Regions from separate parts of the Homo sapiens genome. Here region 2 is linked to region 1. The links are chromatin loops, found by intact Hi-C in ENCODE. Cell type or tissue: B cell. All regions are shown on one strand. Each heading gives the region's core, and the rest is flanking DNA. Links, peaks and the distances in the headings are about the cores only. Region 1 overlaps OTUD5 (OTU deubiquitinase 5). Region 2 has its middle 7.3 kb from the start of WAS.

What was found. Peaks named below come from ENCODE experiments on the same cell type or tissue, not always from the same donor. Only the 100,000 strongest peaks of a DNase experiment are listed, where the experiment ranks them.
Region 2: a loop joins it to region 1, with 2.3 times the contacts of the local background. A loop is called at or near these places in 2 of 110 quality-filtered maps.

Annotation. Positions count from the first base shown.
Region 1 is chrX:48,933,475-48,944,085 of GRCh38, reverse strand. It overlaps OTUD5 (OTU deubiquitinase 5), which reads left to right. Exons shown (of 9, transcript NM_001136157.2): 3 at 9,068-9,132; 4 at 9,219-9,375; 5 at 9,474-9,622. Among named protein-coding and RNA genes, the nearest start is that of OTUD5, 19 kb to the left of the region's middle. RefSeq lists cis regulatory regions at 1,842-2,378, 1,517-2,717, 3,132-3,632, 2,807-3,957 and enhancers at 3,522-3,781, 4,912-4,961, 4,972-5,471, 6,353-7,126. In B cell, for the core only: a CTCF peak has its summit at 6,463; DNase peaks (open chromatin) are centred at 4,165, 5,195, 6,305 and 6,895; H3K4me3 peaks cover 4,136 bases; H3K27ac peaks cover 7,600 bases.
Region 2 is chrX:48,671,178-48,681,788 of GRCh38, reverse strand. It overlaps a transcript of WAS not described here. Among named protein-coding and RNA genes, the nearest start is that of WAS, 7.3 kb to the left of the region's middle. RefSeq lists a silencer at 4,916-5,345. In B cell, for the core only: no CTCF peak of the experiment used is centred there; a DNase peak (open chromatin) is centred at 5,358; H3K4me3 peaks cover 1,747 bases; H3K27ac peaks cover 1,388 bases.

The DNA.
Region 1 (10,611 bases), core at 1,488-9,487:
TTTTAGGGACTCTAGGCTCCAGCCTCAAGTTGGTATCTGACCTCTAGCCGTGGGTCTTGAGACATTGTAGTGGTGCAAGATTAATATGCATAATAACAGCAAGAAGAATGATAAAGAAAATAATATCCTTTGGGACACATTGTCAGGTGCTACAGGAAACCTCTTTGATTCCCCTCTAAGCTAGGTGAGTGTAGGGACTACTGTTGCTTCCATTTGTCAGATGAGAAAAGTGGCTCAGAGATGGTGGGTGACTTGTCTGGAGTGAAATAATAAGTGGTAGAGTTGGGATTCAGTGTCTGGGTTAGATTAGTCTGAGGCCCATGCTCTTAACCATAGCATACTGCTGCCACCCTGGGCTGTATGACCCCTAGGTTTATACCCAGATCCCATCTCTGGTGTGTTGCGGGTCTCTGTTCCTCAATCTGTGTGTATGGGGGCTATCAGACTAGATCTTTACAAATTTCTTATATCATAGAATTTTTTTTCAACTTATATAAAAGTAGAGAGAATGATGAACCCTCATGTACCCATCATCCAGCTTCAAAATAGTCAATACGTGGCCAGCCTTGTTTCATCACTATCCCGCCCACTCTTTCTCACTCCCCTGAAAGAAGAGTATTTTTAAAGCAAAACCCCGACATTGGATCATTTCATTCATAAATATTTCTGTATGTTTCTCTGACAGATACAGACTTACTCTCTTCTTTTTAACATAATCAAAATGCCATTACTGCACCTAACAGAATTAATAATGCCTTAATACCATCTGTTATCCAGTCTGAGTTAGATCTTTGAGGCCATTTTGGCTCTGAATCTGTGACCCAACAAGTAGTTGTGAGGTCCTGTGCTAGGGTGAAGGGGAAGCTGGGAATGTGACCTGATCCTCCCTGTGGTTCTCTGATATCTACCAAGGAAAAGTGCCCTCTGATAGGAGCTTTGAGCTGGGAGTCAGAAGACCTACCTTCTAGTTCTGGCCCTGACTCATAACTGCTGTGACACTTGGCCTTGGTCTTCCCGTCTGTGAAATGGTGTTGATTCTCAATGCCTCTTTGAGTTCCTTCTTGGTCTGCTATTCTCTCCGTCTGTGGGTACCCCCCATGTCTACTGGTGGGCTGGGGTGTTTTAGGCTCCATCCCTGGCTGCACAACTGATTCTTGGTATGACCTTAGGCAAGCAGCTCTTCTTTCCTGAGGCTGTTTCCTCATCTGTAAAATGGGGCTAAAAGACCCTAATGCTGTAACGATTTAATGAAGTTGCTTTGGTAAATCCCTTTAGTGCCTGACACATATAGTAGACCCTCATGGAACAGTAGCATTTGTAAAACCCAGATGCCATTTTCACTGGTGCCTCAGAGTCACATGTGTTTGTTGAAAGGGTGGAGTGAATGGTCTCCTCTCTATTCTGCCAAGCAGAAGAGGCTCAGGCAATGGGCTCTATTGGACTGGGAAAAAACTTATCCCTCCTACCCCTCTGGCTCAAGTTTGTGTTTTCCCTGGGATGTTTCCCAGAGGAAGAGCTGGGTTTCGGGGCATCTTGGACAAAAGAAAGGCAAAGAAAGAATAGGTGGGGGCCTGTTAGGTGCTAGGCCCTGTGTTGAGACCTCAGGCTAGATGTGGGGTAAGCAGGGCTTCTGGTGGAGTTAGGATTAGAGAATGCAGCGGGCATCTGAGTCTTGGGCAGTCATTGAGGGTAAGCCTTGGGACTGGCTAGTGAGGACCTGGCTTGTGTAGTAACTCATATCAAGAGCCGTGTGTGTGTGTGTGTGTGTGTGTGTGTGTGTGTGTGTATCTAGCTAGCTGTTCTCTGTGTGTGTGTGTGTGTGTGTGTGTGTGTGTGTGTGTATGTGTGTGTGTATCTAGCTAGCTGTTCTCCCCAAATACCCCCGACCCTTGGGGCTAGCTAGTGAGGACCTGGCTTGTTGTAGTAACTCGTATCAAGAGCAGTATTTGTGTGTGTGTGTGTGTCTATATGTATCTAGCTGTTCTCCCCAAATACTCCCGACCCTTCCTCCCACTGGGGCCTTCAGTAAGGGGCCTCTACTTACAGGAAGAGCTGACCAGGGCAGGTTGAAGGCCTTTCCTTATCGGCACTATGGCTACACATTTCCCCTGACTGGGCTGCCTTTGGCTTTTCTCTGTAAAACCTCAGAAGTCCTCTGGCCTCTCCCCCGAAGTACATGGCCCTTGGTCTCTAGACCTTATCTGGAGGTTTCCTTGGTGCAGAGTGCATAATACATGTGCCTGGGAAGGGGACTTTGTCCCTGGGCTTTTTGCTGCCCCCGTTTCCAGCCTCGCCTGGATGGGGACAGATGGCAGTCAGCTTAGACTGTAGTGTGAAGCCCTACAGGCTGACTTCCTGCCATGTGTTGAATAGTGGAAGGAACGTGGAGCAGAGAGTTGGAGTTGGGCGGGGGCTGCAAACATAGAGGGCACTGTTTCCTTGACCCCTGCTGTGTGCTAGGCATTCAGCTGGGTGCTTCAGGCTCACTGCAAAACTTGGATCATTATCCCATGAGACAGGTGAAAAGATTGAAGCATAGAAAGGGAAATGACATGCTCAGGGCCATTAGCCAGAGCTGGCCTGGGAACCCAGAGGTGTCCAAAGGACACGCATTCTTTTTTTTTTTTTTTTTTTTTTTTTTTTTTTTTTTTTTGAGATGGAGTCTCCCTCTGTCGCCCAGGCTGGAATGTGCAGTGGCGTGATCTCGGCTCACTGCAACCTCTGCCTCCCGGGTTCAAGTGATTCTTCTGCCTCAGCCTCCTGAGTAGCTAGGATTACAGGCGTGCACCACCACACCTGGTTAATTTTTGTGTTTTTAGCAGAGATGGGGTTTCACCATGTTGGTCAGGCTGGTCTCAAACTCCTGACTTTGTGATCCACCCGCTTTGGCCTCCCAAAGTGTTGGGATTATAGGCATGAGCCACCGCATCCGGCCAGGACACATTCTTTTTATGATCCTAGGATCCTTAGCTTCTTAGCTTGGTTGTCAACTGGCTGGATGACCTTGGCTGTGTTCCTTGACTTCTCTGGACCTTACCTCCTCCAAGTAGGAGCACGTGGCCCTCTGTTGTTGGGAGTCTTGAGGCAGGTGGCTTTCTGCCTTCTGTTCCCCTGGATTATCTTCCTATAGGGTCCTACCATTTGCTTTAGAGACTTCTGAGAATTGCCTACTCCCCAGGTAGCTGCCTGCCTGCCATTGGTTCCCCTGAGTTAAGCAATATCCATTGCTTGCGCTCAGTTCTCTCCCACCTCCTCTTATTGGGGATTCATGAGCATCATTGAAGGCTTGGGTGGAGTGGAGGTGGGAACCTGAGCCTCAGAGGTATCCTGTGGCCCACCCTGTCCCTGTTATGCTCAGATAACCTCCTCCTGGAAACATGACTCTGCATCTCTCCCTTGCTCCCTCCCTCCATGTGGCTTTGACTCAGCAGAAACCTCTAACCCTGACCAGGGTCCTGGTGCTAGCTTCTGTGGGCAGAGTGAAGGCCACATGGTTGTTTCTACATGGGCCATGGGGGAGTGGCAAGGGCTGTGCATGTTACCACGATGAGGCCCAGAAACATTAGCTAGGCCCACTCTTCTGGGCCTTTTGGTCTTGGAACATCAGCACTAGGAGGGATGGATCTGAGATCAATTTTGATTGTTTTATAAATGGGGAAACTGAGGCCTCAAGAGAAAGCCAAGACCCTACCCTATCTAGGTCATACAACCAGTGTCAGAACATTGGTATTTGAGGTTGAACCAGGCCACAGAAAGAAGATTCCCACGGGCCATTTCCTGTACACCAGCTTCCTTCAGCCTCTCCCGTGTATCCTTCAGGTTTCTCATCCTTGCAGTGGGAATCCTTGAGCAGAGGAGCACACATCTCAGGAACCAGACTATCCAGTGGGATGAGTTCTGTCTCTCCCACTGAGGGTATGCTAGTTGGGGTAGTTGGGGCTACAGACCAGGTCACACCACAGCTGCTTGACAGGCAAGTGAGACCTTTGTCCTGGCTCATCTCCTCAGGAGATTGGTTCTCAGTGGGGCCAGGGTTCCCACTGGACCAGGAGGGTAGTGGGGAGCAGACCAGGTCCCTGTCTCCCTCTGCAGCTGTGTGTACACACGTTAGTGTGGTTTGTTTTTAGGTTCCCTGTAGACACCTAGCTTCCTTTTTTGCCCTTAGCGGAACTTGCTGTGGCTCTTCTGGGAGGCAGGCAGCTACCTGGGGAGTAGGCAGTTCTCAGATGTCTCTAAAGCAAATGGTAGGACCCTATAGGAAGATAATCCAGGCTCTCATGTCTTGCTTCTTAACATAAATCTGGGTACATTATTGGTTACATTACATTAGTTACATAAGGACTTCCCCCGGGCAACAGAGGAGAGAGGTTGAGGCTAGTCTGTTAGAGCTCTTGGTTATTTCCCCTGCCCTCCACCTACCCTGCCAGAGGCCAGGAAGGAGGTTGGTGGGGTAGGGGGTCCCTCAGTTTATAGAGCCTCACATCTTCAGTCTTTCCTGAAGTGGCAAGGGCATCTACTCATTGAATGTGATAGTTCTCTGTTGTGGGATTTGTTGGGTGAGCATTTGGCCTCAGGGAGCATCTTTGGCAGTCTCTGCTGTATGTGTATACACATGTGCATTTCTATACTGGTGTCTCTGTGTGTCCAGAAAAAGGAAAGAAGTGGGGTGTGTATGGGGAGGGTAAGGTTCATATTGGCCTCTGTGGCCCTAGGGAGAGATGCAGCCCCTGATATCTATAATCTCTGCCCTCTCCCATGCCTTTCCTGGGTTCTAGCTGATTCCTGCTTGTGCTGGTGTGGAAACTGAGGCACACAAGATCAGGTCCTGCCCCAGGGAGTAAGGTGACTAAGATGGTGGCTGGATTGGGGTGAAGGTGGTAATATCAGCTGGGGCCAGCAGTTACCCTTTGAGAGCCTGGCCTCCCCTTCACTCCCCCTAAATCTGTGATCCCAGGCAAGCTTTGCCACATTTCTGTGTCTCCTGGGTAAAGTAAGAGTGTTTTGGTAAGGATAGAATGAGTTGGAGTGTGAAAAGTCTTTGGTGTGGGACCAATTGTAGTATTGTACTGAGGATTTCTGAGCCCTGTTTGAGATGGGAACAGAGGTAGAATGGTGGGGGACCCCCTTCCAGCTGGCCTCTGGGAGGGGAGAACAGGTGCAGATTGCCCACAAGTGCAGCGTCAGCAAGAGGAGGAGTTTCAGTTTCTATCAAAACAAGTTCTCTGAATTCCCCTACCTCTGCAGGTCATCCCCCCAACCTCAGACCCCTCCACAGGGAAGTCAAGCCTGGCCCCCAGCCCTGTGTGCCAGCCTTCTGGGAAGAGGAGGGCTTTCTGGAGGACAGAGGTGGAGCTAGGAAAGTCAGAAAAACGAATTCTTTTTTTTTTTTTTGAGACAGAGTTTCGCTCTTGTTGCCTAGGCTGTAGTGCAGTGGTGTGATCTTGGCTCATTGCAACCTCCACCTCCCGGGTTCAAGCGATTTTTCTGCCTCAGCCTCCCAAATAGCTGGGATTACAGGCATCCACCACCCTGCCTGGCTAATTTTTTGTATTTTTAGTAGAGATAGGGTTTCACCATGTTGGCTCGGCTGGTCTTGAACTCCTGACCTCAGGTGATCCACCTGCGTCGGCCTCCCAAATTGCTGGGATTACAGGCGTGAGCCACCACACCTGGCCAAAAATGAATTCTTGTTGAGTACTTCCTATGTGTTTAGCTCTGTGCTTAGATGCTTTTCCTGCCTTATATTATTGGAGAAATCCTTCTATTCTCCCTTGTTGGGGTAGTACTATTGCTGTTTTCCTTGGTTTGGAGATGTATATTTTCTTCCACGTTAATGATTCCAAACTTAGGGTATACCTTATAATCAGTGTGGTGTGTTTCCCCCCTCAAAAGCTGTGATTAGGTACATGTTATACCATATCACCTATCAGTGCCATCATAGGATTGAGGAGAGAAGGTGGTATTTTACATTTTACAGATAAGTAAAGAAGTGTCATAACTCGTCCATACTTTAGGACCCTGTTTTATGAAGCCTGTATTGTTAATTCGATATTAATTTAACTGCTGAAGTTTTGTTAGAACTAACGGCCTAGAGGTAGACTTGTGGACCTTTGGTTTCGCTAAAGGTAGAGAGCCAGGAGAGGACATGCATCCTAGGTCTGCATTTGGGGCTTTCCTCTGGCTGAGGAATTGCAACAGAAATGAGGAAGGGCTTCATAAGTGGTTATGGCAACATTCTGGCTGACTCGTGGGTAACTAGCATATGAAGGAATCATTGTCGTCATGACAAATTGTGTTCCTGTTTCTTGACCACCTACTGTGCCTTAGGTGCTTGGCAAACCTCCTGTGTAGTTTTGACAACACCCAGCAGATGGAAGAGGAGTTACTGTCTCCACCTTATGCATGAGGACATTTCAGCTTAGAGAGGTTAAAGGCCTTATCCATTGCTACACAGCTAGGAGGCAGCAGAGCCTTTCTGCCAGGCAAAGGGGTCAGTGGCAGAGAAATGGGACCCTCAGGGGGTTTTCCCCCAGATCCCTTCCCTGTTCCACAGTCTCCTCTCTTTCCCCATTTTCCTGCATCTGGCATCTAGCTCTTGAAGATAGAACTCCCAGGCCTGGAAATGACCGTTGACCTTTCCATAGGAGATGGGCTTTCTCCAGCACCTCAGCCTATCTCTCTGAGCCTGGCCAGCCAACCCCTATTTAACCCCTTCATTCTCATCTTTGTTCCTGTTTACTGCAGCTGCCAACAGCACTGCCTCCCAGTACCCCAAGCTCAGTCTACAGAAATAGCTCCCCAAGTAGCTCACTGTGCGGGCTCTGTGGTCCTGGCTTCTAAGAAAGGCAGCAGCAGGGGGCCCCCAGCCTGTGCGCAGGACATGTGACTTGCTGGAAATGCCGCTGGGGAGGGCGGGGGAGAGTGTGGCCGCAGAACCCACATCCTTGTTTACATTGGTGAAGGGGCTACCCCCCTTCCCGCCTTCACAACCTCCACACCCCCTTACCCTTCAGGTCTCTTCACCTCCAAGAGGACTGGAGACAAACATGGGCCCTATTTTCTATCTCAGAGTAGCCTTTCTCACAGAACACTCCAGGGTAGGAAGGGGAAGGCAGGGAAGGTGTTCTTCTGACAGTTCTTCAGAGAGGTAGACTGACAGGGAAGAACTCAGGAGTGTTCCTGTGTGACCTGACCCTAGCCCCATGCCCCAGGGAGATCCCATCAGAGCAGTGGTCCTCTGGGGAAACAAAGGGAAATTCCCAAAACCAGTGGAAATCAGACTTGCATGATCTTCAGGCCCACTTTAATTTCACAGGGAGAAGAGCTCCCTGGCTTACCCAGCCTATCCATTTGCTCAGTAAACTTTTCCTGATTTCCTTTACTGTATCGGGCCCTGAGCTGGGGGTGGACTTTGGTGTGAACTGCCCTTTGCCTTCTGTGGGAGCCCAGTGTGGTCGGGCAGAAGTCTATGCACACCTTTGATAAATCTGGTGATAGAGGTGTCCTGGGTAGTGGGGAACTGTATTAAAGAACATGTTGGGCCAGGCGCGGTGGCTCACACCTGTAATCCAGGCACTTTGGGAGTCTGAGGCGAGAGGATCGCTTGAGCCCAGGAGGTCAAGGCTGCAGTGAACTATGATCGCGCCACTGCACTCCAGCCTGGGCGACAGAGCGAGACCTTGTCTCAAATAAATAAATAAATAAAGAACACATTGGTGTTTGAGAAGTAGGCAGCTGACGAGGATGGAAGGAGCGTCCTGAAGAGAAGGAACGGCATGTGTGAAGATCCTCAAGCGAAGCAGAGGGAGTGTGTTTCCTTCTCGCCTTAGTTTGACCAAATCTCACGACGCCTGGACTATTCGGGCCACAGGCTGCCCATCCTGAGTTAAGCTAAAGTTAGTTGCATGTGTGTCTTATCTCTTTTACTAGACTGTGTGCTCCCCGAAGGTAGGGGCAGGATTTTACTCACCTCTGTCACCTTCACAGTACCCCACATTCAGGCCTCCCTACGGAGGAAGGAATTCTGATTTACTCTGTGGCTACTCTGTCCCAAGCCCAGTGGTAGTTATTTTATACCCGTTATCTCATTTAATCCCCACAAAAGGCCTGCCATTTGGTTATCCCTTTTTTTTTTTTTTTTTTTTTTTGAGACAGAGTCTTACTCTGTCGCCCAGGCTGGAGTGCAGTGGCATGATCTCGGCTCACTGCAACCTCTGCCTCCTGGGTTCAAGCGATTCTCCTGCTTCAGCCTCCCAAGTAGCTGGGATTATAGGCGCCCGCCACCATGCCCGGCTAATTTTTGTATTTTTGGTAGAGACGGGGTTTTACCACGTTGGCCAGGCTGGTCTCGAACTCGTGACCTCAAGTGATCTGCCCACCTTGGCCTCCCAAAGTGCTGGGATAACAGGTGTGAGCCTCCACGCCTGGCCTGTTATCCCTCTTTTTCCCATTTTACAGATGAGGTATATGAGGCTCAGAACACTTGGGTCACTTGCCTCTGGTCACTCAACTCTCTAGTATCTGGCAGAACTGGGCTTGGAGCCCATTTTTTTTTCTTTCCTTTTTTTGTCTTTGTTCCCTTTTTTTTCAGCCTACAAAGGCCATGTTGACTTGTAGGAGTCAGGAAAACTGAATTCAGAGTTGACTCTGTCACAGACTGACTCTTTGTGACCTTGGACAAACCACAAACTCCCCCTGAACCTCAGTTTCCTCATGTGGAAAGCAAAGGGGGTGTGGGAATCAATAGCATTTGAGGCCAACCTGTGGAACTTAGAATGTTGTTGATTTCTCTGAGTGGCCACGTGTACCCTAGACAAAGTCATCTGCCCAAGAGGCCTGTGGATGTGTTCCTCTCACCTGCACTCTCTTGTTCTTCAAGTCTGGCCCTGCCTGCCATATTTTTCCATGACCCCGTTCTAGCCTACAAGGGCAAGAACTCTCCAGGCCTTGGGGTAGAAAAGGGAATTTCCCTGGTCCCCCAGTTCCTCCTCCCCAAAGGATGTTCTATGATTCAGAGCTCTTCTCTGGCATCTCTGACCCTAGCTGCTGCTTTCTTCTGCCCCCACAGCTGACCAGGTGTATGGAGACCAGGACATGCATGAGGTTGTGCGAAAGCATTGCATGGACTATCTGGTGAGAAAATGGAGGCCTTTGGGGAAGGGGCAGGGTGGGAGGATTTCTTCTCCACACAGACCTTAACCTTCCAATCTATTCTGCAGATGAAGAATGCCGACTACTTCTCCAACTATGTCACAGAGGACTTTACCACCTACATTAACAGGAAGCGGAAAAACAATTGCCATGGCAACCACATTGAGATGCAGGCCATGGCAGAGATGTACAACCGTCCTGTGGAGGTGTACCAGTACAGCACAGGTACTTCTGCAGTGGGTAGGTGAGGGAAAGATGGTGCCTCATTCGAGCCTGCCCAACCTGGCCTGCTGTGGATGCTCCCTCCTTCTCTTTCTCTGCAGAACCCATCAACACATTCCATGGGATACATCAAAACGAGGACGAACCCATTCGTGTTAGCTACCATCGGAATATCCACTATAATTCAGTGGTGAATCCTAACAAGGCCACCATTGGTGTGGGGCTGGGCCTGCCATCATTCAAACCAGGGGTGAGTGGGTCCCTGTGCCCAGAATGGCTGCTGGATATAGAGGTCAGAAACCTCTGTTGGAGTCTGTTTTGCCCCTAACTCACAAAAATATCCTGTCTCCTCTCTCCCCTGAGGTCTCACCCTTACAAAAAAAAAAAAAAAAATAGGGAGTTACTTAAGGTGATCTCTCAGGGCTTGTTCTTTGGTCTTGGTTTGCCTGTCTGAGTTGGCTTACCTATCTTTTGTGCCCGTTGAGGGCTGGCATTTTAGGATGTGGAGTCCTATTTTGGAGCAGTGAGCCAGGGCTTGCTCTGGGCATCTTGGCATGGATCTTTCTCCTGGGATCATAGTGGTTACAGACAGCCATGGTCACAGAGACATGGGGTACAGGCCTGGCCCCACCACTCACTGGCTGTGTGATCTAGGCAGATTCTGTAAGTATTCCAGGCTGGCAGCTTGGCTGATACAGAAAGCACCTCCCACTGGGCCTGGGGCCTAGTAGGTGTTCAGAAGGTGGCAGTGCATTTTCCCAGCACATACCGATAGATTCTCATTCATTTCTCTCTCTCTCTCTTACAGTCATTTGCTGAGGATTTTGGTATCTTCTATTCAGGTTTCACTTCTACAAACACAAAGTACTCCTGCTTCATTTTCGGAAACACATAGCCTAACACCAACACACCCTCCAACATAGGGTTCTTTTTTGTTTTGTTTTTAAATAAACTTAATTTTAGAGCAGGTTTAGATTTACAGAATTACTGCAAAGAGGCTGGGCACGGTGGCCCACACCTGTAATCCCAGCATTTTGGGAAGCCGAGGCTGGCAGATCACCTGAGGTCAGGGGTTCAAGACCAGCCTGGCTAACATGGTGAAACCCTGTCTCTACTAAAAATACAAAAATTAGCTGGGTGTGGCAGTGGGTGCCTGTAATCCCAACTACTCTTGGGAGGCTGAGGCAGGAGAATCACTTGAAACTGGGAGGCAGAGGTTGCAGTGAGCCAAGATTGTGC
Region 2 (10,611 bases), core at 1,566-9,565, 260 kb after region 1:
TTCCAACCTCCCTCCCGTGTCCCCACTCACAGCTAAGCTTCGGGCCTGGAGCACCTCCAACCTGCTGATCAGGGCAAGCCCCGATGTGGCCTTCAAGGCCATTGCACGTGTTCATTGTGACACTGCTCACTGAGCAGTCAGTGTGTGCTAGGCGTATCTCCAGCATTTGGACAGATGACACTAAATGGGTATTGAAGCATTGAATGAAGGTTCAGTAATGATATCCAATTTGATTCAGTGGTTCCAGAGGCTTTTCTAAGTGCTTTCCATTTATTAACTCATTTCACATTCACAGATGACCCCACAAAGTAAGCACTACTGGCCGGGTGCGGTGGCTTACGCCTGTAATCCCAGCACTTTGGGAGGCCGAGGCAGCCAGATCACGAGGTCAGGAGTTCGAGACCAGCCTGACCAACATGATGAAACCCCGTCTCTACTAAAAATACAAAAATTACCCTGGTGTGGTGGTGCACACCTGTAATCCCAGCTACTCAGGAGGCTGAGGCAGGAGAATCACTTGAACCTGGGAGGCGGAGGTTGCAGTGAGCCGAGATCGTGCCATTGCACTTCAGCCTGGGTGACAAGAGCAAGACTCCATCTCAAAAAAAAACACAAAAAACGTAAGCACTACTGTTACCCCATTGTACTGACTGGGAAGCTGAGGCCCAGAGGAGCTTGGGTGCCTTGCCCGAGGTCACACAGCTTGTGAGTGGTGGAGCTGAGGAAAATTATGAGAGAAATTGTTGTTCCCAAGCTGTGAGGTGCCACATGGAGGCCAAGATAAAATTCTTCTGCTCCTTTGTGTCTTTTATTCTCCACCTTTCTACTTCTTTCTCGGCCTCCAGAACTGTCCCCTTGAATAGGGGATGCTAAGCCTCTGATATATTTGCTGGTTGTTGGTGTTGTTGTTGTTGTTTTTAATGTGAAAGCAAGTTTATTAAGAAAGTAAAGGAATAAAGAATGGCTACTCCATAGGCAGAGCAGCAGCTTGGGCTGCTGGACTAAGGATACTTACAGTTATTTCTTAATTATATGCTAAACAAGGGGTGGATTATTCATGAGTTTTCCAGGAAAGGGGTGGGCAATTCCGGGAACTGAAGGTTCTTCCCCTTTTTAGACCATGTGGGGTGACTTCTTGATGTTGCCATGGCACTGTCATGGCGCTGGTGGAAGTGTCTCTTAGCATGCTAGTGCATCATAATTAGTGTATAATGAGCAGTTAGGAAGACCAGAGGTTACTTTCATTGCTGTCTTGGTTTTGGTGGCTTTTAGCCAGCTTCTTTACTGCAACCTGTTTTATCAGCAAGATCTTTGTGACCTGTATCTTGTGCTGACCTCCTATCTCATCCTGTGACTTAGAATGCCTAACCTCCTGGGAGTAGCCCAGGAGCAGCCCAGTAGGTCTCAGCCTTATTTTACCCAGCCCCTATTCAAGATAGAATCACTCTGGTTCAAACGCCTCTGACATATTTGCCCTTCCCTTTTACAAGGAAACCCTTAATCCTAACGGTTTAGAGGGAGGAAGATTCATCTTCTGTAACTTCTTCAGGAGGAATAGGGGCGATGATATTCCTGCCTATTAGGGTCTCTTGTATTCAGGGTAGAAGGGAGCTCAGTCATAACTGAGCCACTCATAACTGAGCTCCAACAAAAGGTGTTGTCCATCCCTCTTGTTTCTTCTGAGGAGCCGTCACAGGTCACTGATTGGTTCACAGGAATAAGCAGGGTCAGTCCAAAGTTGGCCAATCAGTGCTGCAGTCTTTTTCCTTTGGGTCGAGGGTCTCCTCAGTATCATCCCTTCGTGGTTCACCAGGAAGATGTTACCGGAAAGGGGTCCTGATCCAGACCCAAGAGAGGGTTTTTGGATCTCACACAAGAAAGAATTCGGAGCAAGTCCATAGAATAAAGTGAAAGCAAATGTATTAAGAAAGTAAAGGAATAAAAAATGACTACTCCATAGGCAGAGCAGCTGCTGGTTGTTTTATTTAACTATTTATTTATTTTTGAGACAAAGTCTCACTCTGCTGCCTAGGCTGAAGTGCAGTGGTGCAATCACGGCTCAATACAGCCTCGACCTCCTGGGCTCAAGGGATCCTCCTGCCTTAGCCTCTCAAGTAGCTGGGACTACAGGTGTGCACCACCATGCCTCGCTAATTATCATATTTTTTGTAGAGATGGGGTCTCACTATGTTGCCCAGCCTGGTCTGAATCTCCTGGGCTCAAGCATTCTGCCCTCCTCCACCTCCCAAAGTGCTGGGATTACAGGTGTGAGCCACAACAGCCTTGCTGGTTGTGCTGGTTGTTTTATAAATTAACATTTAAAGGTGGATATTTCGTTACCAAGGTATGAGAATGAATTTTTTAAAGTTGTATATTTCCTGTTCTTATTTCTAAGTAGCAGACAAGTGTAAAATGTATATTTTTCTCTAAAAAACAAAACAAAACAAAACAAAAAAACCTGAAGCAGGCTGGGCGTGGTGGCTCACCCCTGTAATCCAGCATTTTGGGAGGCCAAGATAGGTGGATCGCTTGAGCCCAGGAGTTTGAGACCAGCCTGGGCAACATAGCAAAACCCCATCTCTACAAAAAGTTTTTTAAAAATTAGCTGGGTGTGGTGGCATATGCCTGTAGTCGGGGAGGCTGAGGCGGGATGATTGCTTGAGCCTAGGAAATCGAGGCTGCAGTGAGCTGTGATTGCCTCAGTGCACTCTAGCCTGGGCAACAGAACAAGACGTCGGCTCTTGAAAAAAAAAAAAGAAAGAAAAACTTAAAGCACATTTTTGTTATTTTAGTCCCTAATAGAATGAGTTTTCCCATTATAGACTATAGTGATTTACTAATCATTTTAGTATCACTTTTCATATTCATATTTTTTGATTACTCCATTGACTGGCATCAATAATTTGGAGCTGGTTTATTACGTTTATATGTATCCACAAACTCTTTTTAAAAAAAATTTAAATTTTTTTCACTCCGTTCTTCTAGTCTGATGTTCTCATCAACTCTTGCTGTTCTGCACTGGATGCCAGTACTTGGTGAGGTGATGACCTCAAAGATAATTTGCTCTCCTGGGCCTTCAAATAGACTCAAAAACAAAAACAGGAACTTTAATCCAGCTTTTCTGGTTGCTCTCAGCAGGAGAGTTGGTCTAATGCAAGCCAGTTCACACAGCAGAAGTGTTAATTTACTTCACAGTAATACAGCAAACACCAGGAACCCCCAAGAACCAGGATGGACCCCATCACCTTCCCCTCCAACCCCTAGGGGCACCAGATGAATCACCTCCTGTTTATATCTTGTTCTTATTTTGCTTCTTGTTGGGAAGATATTGACTACAAGGTCCTGATCACCACACCCCAAGCCCAGAGTAGGTAATAAGACATGGGGGGTGTCTTCCACACCTGGGCCACCACTGACTGAATCCATGCAGGAGACCTAGGCATGGGGAGGGTCCAACTGCTGTCCTTTAAAACCAAACTGAGGCCAAGATGGCAAAATTTACGTTGCTGTATCTTCCTCCTCCCCTCACCGTACTATCTTCATGGTCCTCCGTATCCCTGACTGAGGGTTGCTTCCTGGGACAGGCCTGACCTAAGGAAATATCATTTCCCAACCCTCAGACCCAATGCTCCCTTTTAATAAGAAACATTTTTGGAGGCCTCCTTTTACTATCCTGAAATGACATTCACATTCATGTACATTACAAGTCTTGCTGGTGTGGGACAGCCCCCCAGCACCAGACCTCTGCCCATTCAATGCCAAAGCACCCTCAAGGAGGAATTCCCAAAACACACCCCGAGGGCAGGCAGGAACAGGACCCTTGTCTGTCTGGTTCAGTGCGGTATCCCCACCACCTAGCACAAGACCCTGAATGCACTAAGTAAATAATTGCAGTCTGGATAGCTATGCTGTGATTTACTGCCCTCTTCCAACAAGGCTTCCCTCTCCTCTGTTCACTGCCCCTGCGTGGGGAGCCAGGGAAGAAAAACGACTCAGGGTGCGCAGGGGCCAGCTCCCTTGCACAGAGAGTTCTACACAGTTCACTGACGCTGTGGGCAAATGGATGCTTCAGGGGCCCTCTGTCCTGCCGGGGGCGGAATGAGGACAGGGTGAGCACAGAAAGCAGAGACATCTGTAGAGTCAATGACGCAGTGGTCAGAACACAGAGTCCAGAGTGCACAGCCTGACCCTTGCCCTGGCCCTGGCGCTTCTCAGCTGTGTGCCTTCTGGTAACCTCTACAGGGCCTCAGGTCTCTCATCCAGAACGCGAAGATGATAATAGTAGTTAAGGTTGTTGTGAAGATGCAGTGAGATGATTTGTGTAAAGTGATCAGGAGAGCTTGGCACGTGTTATAATTATTCATTACTGTTGCCGTTTCTATGAAATAGCTGAGTAACTTGGATCAATGAACTATCATCCCTGACGCCTAGATTCCCCCCTCCCTCAAGCGCCTCCTCACCTTCCTCCCTCAGGCTTCCAGGTTCCACCACCATTGGTGGATGGTCAGGAAGCCAGTATGCGCGACCTCCCTTTTCTTTCCCCTGCTGCAAAGCCCATCTCAGAGTTCCCTTCTGTGGGGCTCAGCCAGACACCCCCAGGGCTGGGACAGGCTCCTGGAGCCCTCCCCGCCAACCAGAGACCCCGCCCTACTCCCCGCACCTGCACAGGAAAACCCTGGCCCAGTCAGGCCCCACCAGGACCAACCAGGGAACCAGAAGTCTCCTCCCAGTCCCTACCTTGCCCTCACCCTCAGCCACCACCAACTCCCTCTGGGCGGGCGCGCCCTACCTTCCTGCGCCTCAGTCTTTGTGAGCCCAGGAGTGCCCACTCCCCAATGTGTGTGCCCCTGTGGGTGTCCAGAGCCTTGTCTGTGTGACCCTAGGGGTGTCTACAGCCCTGTGGGTGGACCCGGCAACCTGCACTCTCCAGCGTGTGCGACCCTTGGAGCCCGCAGCCCGCAATGGCTGGGCATGGACGCGCGCACGGAAGCGTCCACCCGGGGCCGCACCACTGGGGAGGGGCGGCCAACCCGGGCGCACCGTTTTGTGTTGTGGGAGGAAGGCGCCCCCTTCCCCGCGCGGGGCCGGGTCGGCCAGTCCTGGTCCCGTCCTACCGGCTCCCCTCGCCCCGGGCGGCCGTTGGCCTCTCTCCTGCCCACCGCGTTGCCCTCTCCTCCTTTGACTTAGTCTTGACCCGGCCCTCCCGCACACGAGCTGGCAATTGGCTCAGGGCCGGGGGGGAGGGGGTGTGGGGGGCTGTGAGCTCTGATTGGTCGATGACTGAAGTCGGGTCCCTGTGCTTCTCGGTAGCGGCCCGGGCCCGCCTCCGTCCCTGCGCGCCGGGCTCCCATTGGTCGCCGCTCTGGAGCATGCGCAGTGGGTGCCAGTCCAGAGCCCGGGCTCCGGGAAAGCCGTGCTTTTGCGGTTCCGGTTGCTGGTTCTCACACCGCTGCGTCGTGTGGGGTTGTTGGCCCGAGAAGGGGCAGGACAGGGTGCGCGCTGGCGGAGGTTAGTGAGGTCACATACCGGGCCTTGGCGCCTGGTGCACTGGGCGCCTCCACCGCAACCTTCGTAGCAAACCCAGCGGGGTTCTCTGCCTGGGCACCATGGTTCTTGCGTTCATTTACTGTCCAGTTTCTCATTCCGAAAAGTGTGGCTGTGAGTTTGATCTGCAGGAGTAGGACGGGCACAGGGGGTGTCTGGTCCTCCTCGCACCATAAATCGCAGAGCGAGCCCCCTGTGGTCTCTGGATATAGTATACCAAAGTTAGATTAATTGTACTCCTTATCACAGGCCGGTCTAACGTTCGCAGCAGTGAAAAAGCCCTACGTGCCAGGGCCTTTGGCGAAGCGTGTGTAAGGGAATAAACACTTTCCTCAGTTTTCCAGGCGCAAACGGATGGTTTTGGAGCATTAAGGTCTGGTCGGCTGGGGCAGGATGGCTGCGTTGACACGTCTTATTTACCACATCGTAGGTGAGGTAGCCACTTACCTCTTTACAGATTGAAATTTTTACATTTCATGTTTATGTAAGTTGAAATAGAAGTATATATTACAAGCATTATGAAAGTATGTAACAAGGCTGGGCGCGGAGGCTGACGCCTGTAATCCCAGCACTTTGGGAGGCCGAGGTGGGCAGATCACTTGAAGCCAGGAGTTCGAGACCAGCCTGGCCAACATGGTGAAACCCCGTCTCTACTAAAAATACGAAAATTAGCCGGGCATGGTGGTGCACGCCTGTAGTCCCAGCTACTCGGGAGGCGGAGGCAGGAGAATCATTTGAACGCGGGTTGCGAAGGTTGCAGTGAGCCGAGATTGCGCCACTGCACTCCAGCCTGGGTGACACAGCAAGACTATGTCTCACAAATAAATGAATAAAATATGTAACAGTATGTATAAATGTATGATTTATAGGGATGGAGCAGAGGGGACCCAATTCATTGCCCTGGGGTAAGTCACATGATGAAGGGAAGGGGGACTGTTGATTTTTTAACTTGGTGCCCAAAATGTTAGGAAGACTGACCCCTAAGGCATCTGCCTTCACCAACTGGGACAAATTTCCCTTAATTAGCTTGGAAACTCAAAGAGCCCAGTGCTGCCTCCACTGCTGAAAACACACACTGATCTTTGTATCAGGTCTTGTCCCGAGGAAGATCGTGTGCAGAGGATTAGAGAGCTGGGTACAACACATCAAAGGTTCAGATAAAGTGTGAGCATTTAGTCATCATTGAATGTTTCTGAGGGTGGCTGGCCTTGTAACATGCATACTTCACTTTAGTACCTCTGCGCAGGCGCCGTAGGAGGTGAGAGGTGCATTGTTTTTCTTTGGGATCTTGCCCTAATGGTTGTAATATGGTATAGTCAAACAGAATAAACTATATAACCTCTTTTAGAGAAACACAAACAAAAGTAATACAATTAAAGAAGGCAAGAGGGAAGAAAAGAAAATCTTTAGCTTATGAATAAAAGAAAAAGCCTATTTGAATAGAATAAAATGCTAAAAAGAATCCCACATTCCAATAAATATAGCTTGCCTTATAAATCAGTAGCCATTTAAATAGTAAGGATTTTATCACCATCATCAACCCCATTTTAGACCTTTATTATGGCAACTTGAAGAGAAAGAGTTTTTTTGGTGGGGGTTGGTGGGGGGAGGAGACTAAGTTTGGCAACTTAGGGAAAAATGCAGTATGTGTGTTTATAATCTTATGATCAATTGAGTTTTCAGAAGATTAGGTGATAAATATGTACATATACGTAGTGTTAGCATAGCATGTGTGAGTGATGTAAGTTGCTCATGGAAGCTTTAAAAAGTTATTAACTGGCTGGGCGCAGTGGCTCACGCCTGTAATCCCAGCACTTTGGGAGGCCAGGGTGGGCGAATCACCTGAGGGCAGGAGTTGAAGACCAGCCTGGCCAAGATGGTGAAACTCCGTCTCTACTAAAAATACAAAAATTAGCCAGGCATGGTGGCGAGCACCTGTAATTCCAGGTACTTGGGAGGCTGAGGCAGGAGAATTGCTTGAACCCGGGAGGCGGAGTTTGCAGTGAGCAGAGATTGCGCCATTGCACTCTAGCCTGGGCAACAAGAGTGAAACTCTGGGTCGGGCGCAGTGGCTCACGCCTATAATCCCAGCATTTTGGGAGGCTGAGGTGGGCAGATCACCCGAGGTCAGGAATTTGAGACCAGCCTGGCCAACATGGCGAAACCCTGTCTCTACTAAAAATTAAAAAATTAGCCGGGCATGTAATCCCAGCTACTGGAGAGGCTAAGGCAGGAGAATCGCTTGAACCTGGGAGGCGGAGGTTACAGTGAGCCAAGATTTCTCTGAATACTTACTTGTAGTATCCCTGAACAACCTACTGTAGGTTTAGGTTTCACAAAGAGTAAAAACAGATGCCAGCCTATAGGGCAGTTAGTAGCCATAGAGGTCCAGCCAGCTTTTGGACCACTTTCTTCATCCCAAAGATTTTATTTTCCCAGAAGAAACCATGTACTGAAATCAAAGCAAGTAAATGGAGTAAAACATCTTGTGTATCACTAGATGCATTTGGGGTAGATTGTTTGCAAAGGGGGTGCTATGGACTGAATTGTGTCTCCCCTCCCTTAATTCATATATTGAAGATCTAACCCCAGATGTGACTGTATTTGAGATAGGGCCTTTAGGGAGGTAATTCAGGTTAAATGAGGTCATAAAAGGAGGGTCCTAATCCAATAGGACTGGTGTCCTTATAAGAAGAGACGTGATGGACGCTCATGCACGGGGAAAAGACCATGTGAGGCCACACAGCAAGAAGGCAGCCGTTTGAAAGCTAAGGAGAGAGGCCTCACCAGAAACCAACCCTGATGACACAACAGCCTTTCTTGTCTTAGAAATTGTGGTGATAACTACTGGAAATTCAAAAAAGTTTTTTAAAGCAATTATGAACTTTCACCAAGTAAGTGTCTCTACAAGGTATACTGTGGGCAAGTGATGGTATACAATTTGAATGCCTAATTAGTGTGAATAACCAATGTGAAGGTGCTAATTTTTTTTTTTTTTTTTTTGAGACGGAGTCTCGTTCTGTCGCCCAGGCTGGAGTGTAGTGGCATGATCTCGATTTACTGCAACCTCTGCCTCCTGGGTTCAAGCGTTCTCCTCCCTCAGCCTGCCAAGTAGCTGGGATTACAGATGGACACCACCATGCCCAGCTAATTTTTGTATTTTTAGTAGAGATGGGGTTTCACCGTGTTGGCCAGGCTGGTCTCGAACTCCTGACCTCAGGTGATCCACCCACCTTGGCCTCCCAAAGTGCTGGGATTACAGGCATAAGCCACTGCGCCCAGCCCTTCTTTTTTTTTTGAGACAGAGTTTCACTTTTGTTGCCCAGGTTGGAGTACAATGGCGCGATCTCAGCTCACTGCAACCTCCGTGTCCCAGGTTCAAGCAATTCTCCTGCCTCAGTCTCCTGAGTGGCTGGGATGACAGGCACCCGCCACCATGCCCACCTAATTTTTTATATTTTTAGAAGAGACAGGGTTTCATCATGTTGGCCAGGCTGGTCTTAAACTCCTGACCTCAGGTGATCCGCCCACCTCAGCCTCCCAAAGTGGTGGCATTACAGGCATGAGCCACCACGCCCAGTCAAAAATCACCTGTTTTGATATGTTTGCTCAGTCTATTACAAAATTCTTTCTATTGCCAAAGAGTAGTTGGAATTTTCAGTTGGTCTCAAAACCAAACCCATAATGTTAAATTGTAATCTCCATCAGGAACTTGTTGGCACTAAGTGGCTGGAAATCTCTCCTCATACAAAGAAGTATCATTTTTGCTGAAGATTTTCAAAAACATTCTCTAGTACAGTATTATTATATTGCTGGGCACCATGGCTCATGCTTGTAAGCCCAGTGCTTTGGGAGGCAAGGCAAGATAATCACTTGAGGCCAGGAGTTTGAGGCTAGCCTGGGCAACATAGCAAGACCCTGTGTCCACTAAAAAAAAAAAAAATTGGCGGGGTGCGGTGGCACATGCCTGTAGTCCCAGCTACTTGGGAGGCTGTGGTAGGAGTATTCCTTGAGCCCAGGAGTTGGAGGTTGCAGTGAACTATCATTGCACCACTGCATTCTAGCCTGGGTGACAGCAAGACCCCGTCTCTCTTTTTATTTTTTTTTGAGATGGAGTCTCGCTCTGTTGCCCAGGCTGGAGTACAGTGGCATGATCTCAGCTCACTGCAACCTCCGCCTGCCAGGTTCAAGCGATTCTTCTGCCTCAGCCTCCCGAGTAGCTGAGACTACAGGTGTGTGACACTACGCCTGGGTAATTTTTGTATTTTTAGTAGAAACAGGGTTTCACCATGTTAGCCAGGATGATCTTGATCTCCTGACCTCGTGATTCACCCACCTCAGCCTCCCAAAGTGCTGGGGTTACAGGCGTGAGCCACTGTGCCCAGCCAACCCCATCTCTTAAAAAAAAAAAAATACAGGCCAGGTGCGATGGCTTATGCCTGTAATCTCAGCATTTTGGGAGGCTGAAGCAGGAGGATCGCTTGAGCCCAGGAGTTTGAGAGCAGCCTGGGCAACATGGGAAGACCCCCATCTCTACAAAGTATAAATTAAAAAATAATTAGCTGGGCATCGTGGTGCATGCCTGTGGTCCCAGCTACTCAGGAGGCTGAGGTGGAAGGATCATGTTAGTCTGGGAGTTCGAGGCTGCTGTGAGTCATGATTGTGTCCCTGGAGTCTAGCCTGGGCAGCCAAGCAAGACCCTGTCTCAAAAACAAAAACCCTGGCTTGGCGCGGTGGCTCACACCTGTAATCCCAGCACTTTGGGAGGCCAAGGCGGACAGATCACGAGGTCAGGAGATGGAGACCAGCCTGGCTAACATGGTGAAACCCCATCTCTACTAAAAATACAAAAATTATCCAGGTGTGGCTGGGCGTGGTGGCTCACGCCCGTAATCCCAGCACTTTGGGAGGCCGAAGCGGGCAGATCACGAGGTCAGGAGATTGAGACCATCCTGGCTAACACGGTGAAACCCCATATCTACTAAAAATACAAAAAATTAGCCGGGTGTGGTGGCGGGCGCCTGTAGTCCCAGCTACTCGGGAGGCTGAGGCAGGAGAATGGTGTGA